2 separate regions of the Homo sapiens genome follow, and region 2 is linked to region 1. Evidence: chromatin loops called from intact Hi-C (ENCODE). Cell type or tissue: heart left ventricle. All regions are shown on one strand. Each heading gives the region's core, and the rest is flanking DNA. Links, peaks and the distances in the headings are about the cores only. Region 1 has its middle 11 kb from the start of GRID1. Region 2 has its middle 260 kb from the start of LINC01519.

Evidence for each region. Hi-C counts contacts between places; a loop is a spot of excess contacts. Peaks named below come from ENCODE experiments on the same cell type or tissue, not always from the same donor. Only the 100,000 strongest peaks of a DNase experiment are listed, where the experiment ranks them.
Region 2: it touches region 1 in a loop (5-fold over the local background); 16 of 110 quality-filtered maps call a loop at or near these places.

What each region holds. Positions count from the first base shown.
Region 1 is chr10:86,376,007-86,378,922 of GRCh38, reverse strand. No RefSeq gene overlaps it. Among named protein-coding and RNA genes, the nearest start is that of GRID1, 11 kb to the right of the region's middle. RefSeq lists silencers at 1,408-1,467, 1,478-1,527, 1,377-1,671, 1,631-1,829 and an enhancer at 1,307-1,849. In heart left ventricle, for the core only: a CTCF peak has its summit at 1,509 (motif pointing right); a DNase peak (open chromatin) is centred at 1,522; H3K4me3 peaks cover 310 bases; H3K27me3 peaks cover 2,163 bases.
Region 2 is chr10:84,933,659-84,936,574 of GRCh38, reverse strand. No RefSeq gene overlaps it. Among named protein-coding and RNA genes, the nearest start is that of LINC01519, 260 kb to the left of the region's middle. In heart left ventricle, for the core only: no CTCF peak of the experiment used is centred there; no DNase peak of the experiment used is centred there.

The DNA.
Region 1 (2,916 bases), core at 106-2,605:
CAGATAGCAGCCAAGACCCCATGATAGTTATATCTTCAGTGTGGAATGTTAAGTGTACCTTTCCCAGAAGAAAAAGACCATCTTGACTAATCAGATCATTGTAACTATGTATTAAGTCTTACATAAAAAGATGTTAAATGTTCTGTTAAGCTTCCCTAAACTTTATCTGTATGCACGATCCTAAACTTCTACACTTTGGATCTACACTGACTTCCATCCTTTGGAATCTTTGCTTCCTGGACCACTTGTCCTTGAACTTTGCACTTAATATACTCTTTAAGTGAGATTTTGACCCTTTCGGTTAAATTGAAAATCATATGGTAGTTCTATTTTCAATTTTTTGAGAAATGGCCTACTGTATTCCATAGCGGCTGCACCCTCTTACGTTCCCACAAACAATTCACAAGGGTTCCAATTTCTCCACATCCTTGCTTGATTTATTGATTGATTGTGATTAGTGTGTAATGGATGTGAGGTGGTATCTCATTGTGGTTTTTATTGCATTTCCCTAATGGCTAGTGATGTTGAGCATCTTTTCATGTGCTTATTGGTCATTTATATCTCATTTTTGGAGATACGTCTATTCATGTCCTTTGCCTGATTTTTTAATCAGGTTGGTTTTGTTGTTGAGTTGTAGTAAAGAGCTTTAAGTAGGACTGTCACAATTTGACTTACTGTTTTGACAGAGCTGAGCCTGAAACTTTGGCAGGAATCAGGGTGAGGGGGAAGCGGCAAGAACTGGGGGCTGCCAGGACAGATGCTGCACACAGTGAGCTCTTCACAAAAGCTGAGCTCACCCAGGCCCTCTTCCTGCTTCGGATCTTGGATGGCCTGAGGAGGAGGACACTGGGGTCACCTCTTTGGATCCTGGCCTTTTAAGGCTCTCAGGGAAGGCTCAGGCAGTCTCCAACAGACCCCTGGGAAATCCAGGGTCCCAGTCCCTCCGTGTGTGGTCCAGACGGAGAATGGTTAATGATCCACGCTATAGGACGCCTGCCTGTTATTTGCAGCAGGGGCTGACCATGGGGGTTGGGCTCTAGAAATCCGCAGGAATTTACACAGGGGTGCTGGGCTGTGTAAAGTGGATCCCCCACTGGCTTTTCTGACTGGCAGATAGTTCAAAGACGTGGGCTGGGGAGCCAGAATGCCTGGGTTCAAATCCTATTTTGCCACATACCAGCTGGGCATGTTACATAACTCTCTTGTGCCTCCATTTACTGCTCTGTAAAATGGGAATAATAAGAGCGCCTCCCTTGTGAAGGATTGGGTGAGGATTACATGAGTTAATGTATGCAAAGCATTAAAATAGTGCCTGTCTCGTAGTAAACGCTATGTAAATGTGGGCTATTGCTGTTATTTTCACTGAGACCAGGCCCTGTTGGGCTTCCCACCGCCCATCAGCGTGCAGGCCTTCCGGACCACGTAGAGGTGCGGTTATCCTTGGGACAGGTCCTCCCTCCTGGGGCGGCTCGCGCGGCAGCGCCTGGGGCCCGTTCCCGCGGTTGCCGGCAGGGGGCAGCATTGCACTGCGGCTGCTCCTGGGCGGCGCCGGCGACTGGGCTTGGAAACCGCGCCTCGCGGCGGCCTGCGCCCTCGCTGCGTCCCTCGCGCTGTCACCTGCGGAATCGGCAGACCAGCCCGTGTAGCCGTCAGCCCAGTAGGGCGGGCACGGGGGCCGGAGACCGCTGTCTCTGTTCAGCCCGGGGTCTCTTGGGGCAGGGCGCCCCACCGCCTCTTCCATGAGGTTCTCCAGCCCTCAAACCCCCGGCGCGCGTGGCTATTTCTCGGCCCCTCGTGGGGCCTGGAGGCCCTTGACCATTCTTGGTCCGTGCACAATCCCCCCATCTGTGAAATGTGGGCAATTGCGCGGTGGCTCAGGGCGCGGCCCAGGTCAGGCACAGAGTGAGGGTCGGGAGATGTTTGGACAACCCCCACCTCGGCTTTCATTAGGTTGCGGACGAGCTGGGCCTGAGCGGGGCATGCGGGCGCGCGCGGCCTCTGGGGAGGGAGTGTGGCGGAGAGGATGCGCGGGCCGTGTGGTCCTGATCTGGGCTTGAGCCCACCCCATGCTTGAACCTGCTCTGGGCCTTTGCTTGTGCTCAGCCTGCTTCCTGGATGGCCCCTCCTTCCTCCTTATTCAACTCCCTCGGGCATCTCAGAGTCCGTAACAGCCTTCCAGGTCTCAGGGCCTGGCATTAGCTTCCCTTCCCTGCCAGTCCCCAAAAACGTCCAGTCCTCGCCTGGGCCTACCCAAGGTCTCCCCTCACCCCCAACCACCAGGCTCTGGGTCCACATTAGGACTTGTGTCTGTCCTGCCCACCATGACCCTTAGCAGGGGATCACGGGGATGGCCCGGCCTCCTGTGAAGGAAGGTCAGCTCCATGATTCCAGATGATTCCAGTCTGGAAATCTCGTGGACTCCAGAAGTCTAGCCTTTGGCTACTCTCCCCAACATTTCCTGGAGAGGCTTGATCACTGGCCCATAGGCCAAGGAGACCCTCCCTTCTATGGTCACAGACCTTCAACAGATGATGGTAGATGCAGGCCGCTACCCTCAGGTGACCCCACAAAGAGCCACACACTGGCAAAAGAACAGTCAGTGTTCCCAGTGGGTAGGAAATGCACCCTAAAACAACTTAGAGATGCAATTTTTCATTTATCAAGAATGAAACAAAGAATAACGCTTAGTGTTGCTGAAGGTGCAGAGAAGCAGACACTTTCATGAATTGCCCATGGAAACGTAGACTGGTTTTAAAAACAGCTTTGGAGGGCAATTTTGGAACTATGTATTAGAGACTTAAATGACGCATAACCTTTGACCCAGCAATTCCACTGCTAGGTATTTATTCTACTAAGGAAATAATTGCATAAAAGCTGAAAATGCATGTGTAAGTATTTTTTACCGAAGCACTGTTT
Region 2 (2,916 bases), core at 246-2,745, 1.4 Mb after region 1:
GTGAGGGAAACTTGAGAAATAGACCAGAAGTAATGTGACCAATGGGCTGTGGGGGGTACCTTCTGGGTACTATGTCTCTCATGGAGGAGAGACATGTAAGGATGACTGGGGTGCCTCACATGATGCCCAGATTTGGGCCTGGAGACTGTCTGCAGGGTGCTGTCTTTTAATAAAATAGGGCAGTAGTTTTCACAGTGCAGTTTACAATCCATTAGAGGGTAGAGAATTCAATTTAATGTGTGGCAGCCATCATTTAAAAAAATAAAATATATTATAATACAAACTATCATGAACTGTTTTATATATGTGCATATGCGATATGTATATATCTATACATAAATATATCAGTGCTGTGTAAAGTTGGAAAACATAGCTTATGTGTGAGTCAAGTTTGAGAATCTCTGAGATAGGGAATACTAGAAGTAGCAGCCTCCTGATGATGTCCTTGCTTCTAGTCTTTTCCTCCATTTTAGAATGACTTTCCAAAATATCACTCTAAACATGAAAATCCTTTATTTAAAGTCTTTTGATGGCCTCTTCCTCTTTACTACAGAGCAAAGCCCAAACACTTTCGCATGGCACAGAGGGCACCACAGAGTCTGACCGCAGCCTTTCTCTCAGGTGTTAACTCATAACATTCTCCCCACTAATACCCTTCTCTCAAGTCAAAAAAGACATGTAAAGTCCCGAAATATGCCTTGACTTCTCTGGTGTCTGTACTGGACTGTGCCCTGTATGTCATTTCCTTTGCCTGAAATTTTCAACATTTAGACCAACTCACATTCCATGATCCAGCTCTTCCAGGGGTAGCAGAACATGACCAGATCTTCACCAAAATTTCCCCTTCCTAGGCACATAAGAAACAACACTTTCCTGCCTTTTTGTAAGGAGGTGGGCATATGATCTGCTCTGGCCAGTGGAATGTAGGTAGAAAGTGATCTATACCACTTCCAGACCAAGCTCCAAAATATTTTGTGCCATCCTCCATGTTTTCTCTCTTTCTTCTTTAAACCACCAGATAGAGAAAATCTCTGGGTCCTAGTGGATCTCAGTTCTAGTAGAATGAACACCCTCAACCCCCAAACTTTGCATGGACCCCAGATAAACTTTTATTGTTTTAAAATATTAAAATTGGAGGCTGTGCATTTTACCCACCCTAACCAATATACCAAGTTTGATGCCTTGCCATTTACCAAATCCTCTCATTGTTTTCCAGGAATGAGACGGGGAGATAGGAAGCTCTCTTATTCCTAAACTCTTATTACAGTCTCCACTGTTTCCAGCCTCCTCATGTATGTCCAGAGTCAACAACAGGCCTAGAAAGCTGGAAATGGAAGCAGCAGAAACCTTTGTTCCTCCAGGGTTTAGGATGGCAATGGGGAACAAGTGTTCATCCCTATATTGCACACAGCACTCATCCTGTTCACAGATCCACAGGAAATAACTAGAGCTCATCAGTCCTCCTAGGCCATGGTAAGAACTTGAAATTTGATGCTGAACAAAATAGGGAGCCATTCAGGATTTTTAGCACCAAAATGGCATTAAATGACAGAATTTTAAAGATGTGTTCTGGACATTGTGTTAAGAATAGACTGTGTGTGATGGGAGGGAAGAGAGAGTAAAGCAAGGATATTGGTCTGGAGGCCATTGGGTGACCCACAATAAGGAATTAATGCTAATGGGGTCAGAGATTTGGCCATGAAGGTTGGGAGAAGTGTGTATATTCTGTATATAATTGGGAGGTAGAGCCAACAGCATTTCTTGTTGCAATTCCCCCAGGTCTTGTATTTTACTTCTTCACTTCATTTAGCCCTTTGCCCAAGTATAATCCCCTTAGAGAGTTCCCCAAATGCTTCTTCTGAAATAGCTCTTTCACTCCCTGTCACCTTCCATTTAGTCTTGCTTTATTTTTCCTTGTAGTCTTATGCACCTGAAATTACATTGCATATGTACCTATCAACCTATTAATTGTCCATTTCTTCCAACATGATGCTCTCTTCCTGAGCACACGGACTGGTCCTTGTCATCACTGATTTCCCAGAGCCTAGAATAGTGCCTGACTCATACTTGGCGCTCAAATATTTGTGAAATGAGTAAATGAACCAATTAAATTAGTCTTGCCGGAGACACAAATCTTGCTGTTAACACAGCAAGCAATAAACACAGGCCCCCCACTGCATCATGTTTGCAGTGATGCAGGTCATCTTGGTGATAAAAGAAGTGGCCTGACCTGCAGACTAGCCCTAATTTGATATTTATGCACACAGTCTGGTCTCACCAAAAGGTTCTGGTTCTGCATACTTTTCAAATATTTTCTTTTCCTTATCCATCTTGTTCAACAGCATTCAACTGATTACCAGTTTTAGCCTATGACCTAGGAACTCCAAGATTGGAAACCACATTGTAATGCTTTTAGGTTGATCTTTTAATCGTCAGCCAAGCATTTTAGCAAACATCAATGCTATGGAAGATTAATAAGCTACCCAAGTCTGGCCAAAGGTGACCCCAGCCTTCTGGGTACTATGTCTCTCATGGAGGAGACTTCCCGATTTGTGAAGGATACATTCTGATACTCAATAGGACCAAGGCCTCTGGCCTCACTGGCAGTAGCTTCATCTGGAATTGCAAGAGACACATGGAGCTGCTTACCAACAGCTGAGTCTCCTTTACACATCAGCCTTGTTCATTGGGTGTCACCTCATTAGCCTCAATGGAAATCATCCTTTTCTGAGAATTGGTGACACTGCATAAATTAATGAGTTAACAGCCACGAATGTCATCAAAAGGGAGGAGCTGGGGAAGAAATAACTGCTTTTGTCAAGATGCTTAACTGCAGAAGATAATAAGACAGTTTGATCCATGAAGACTATTGAAATTAACAATCTAGCTCATGTGCACCTTGTCCTGAACAGTTGC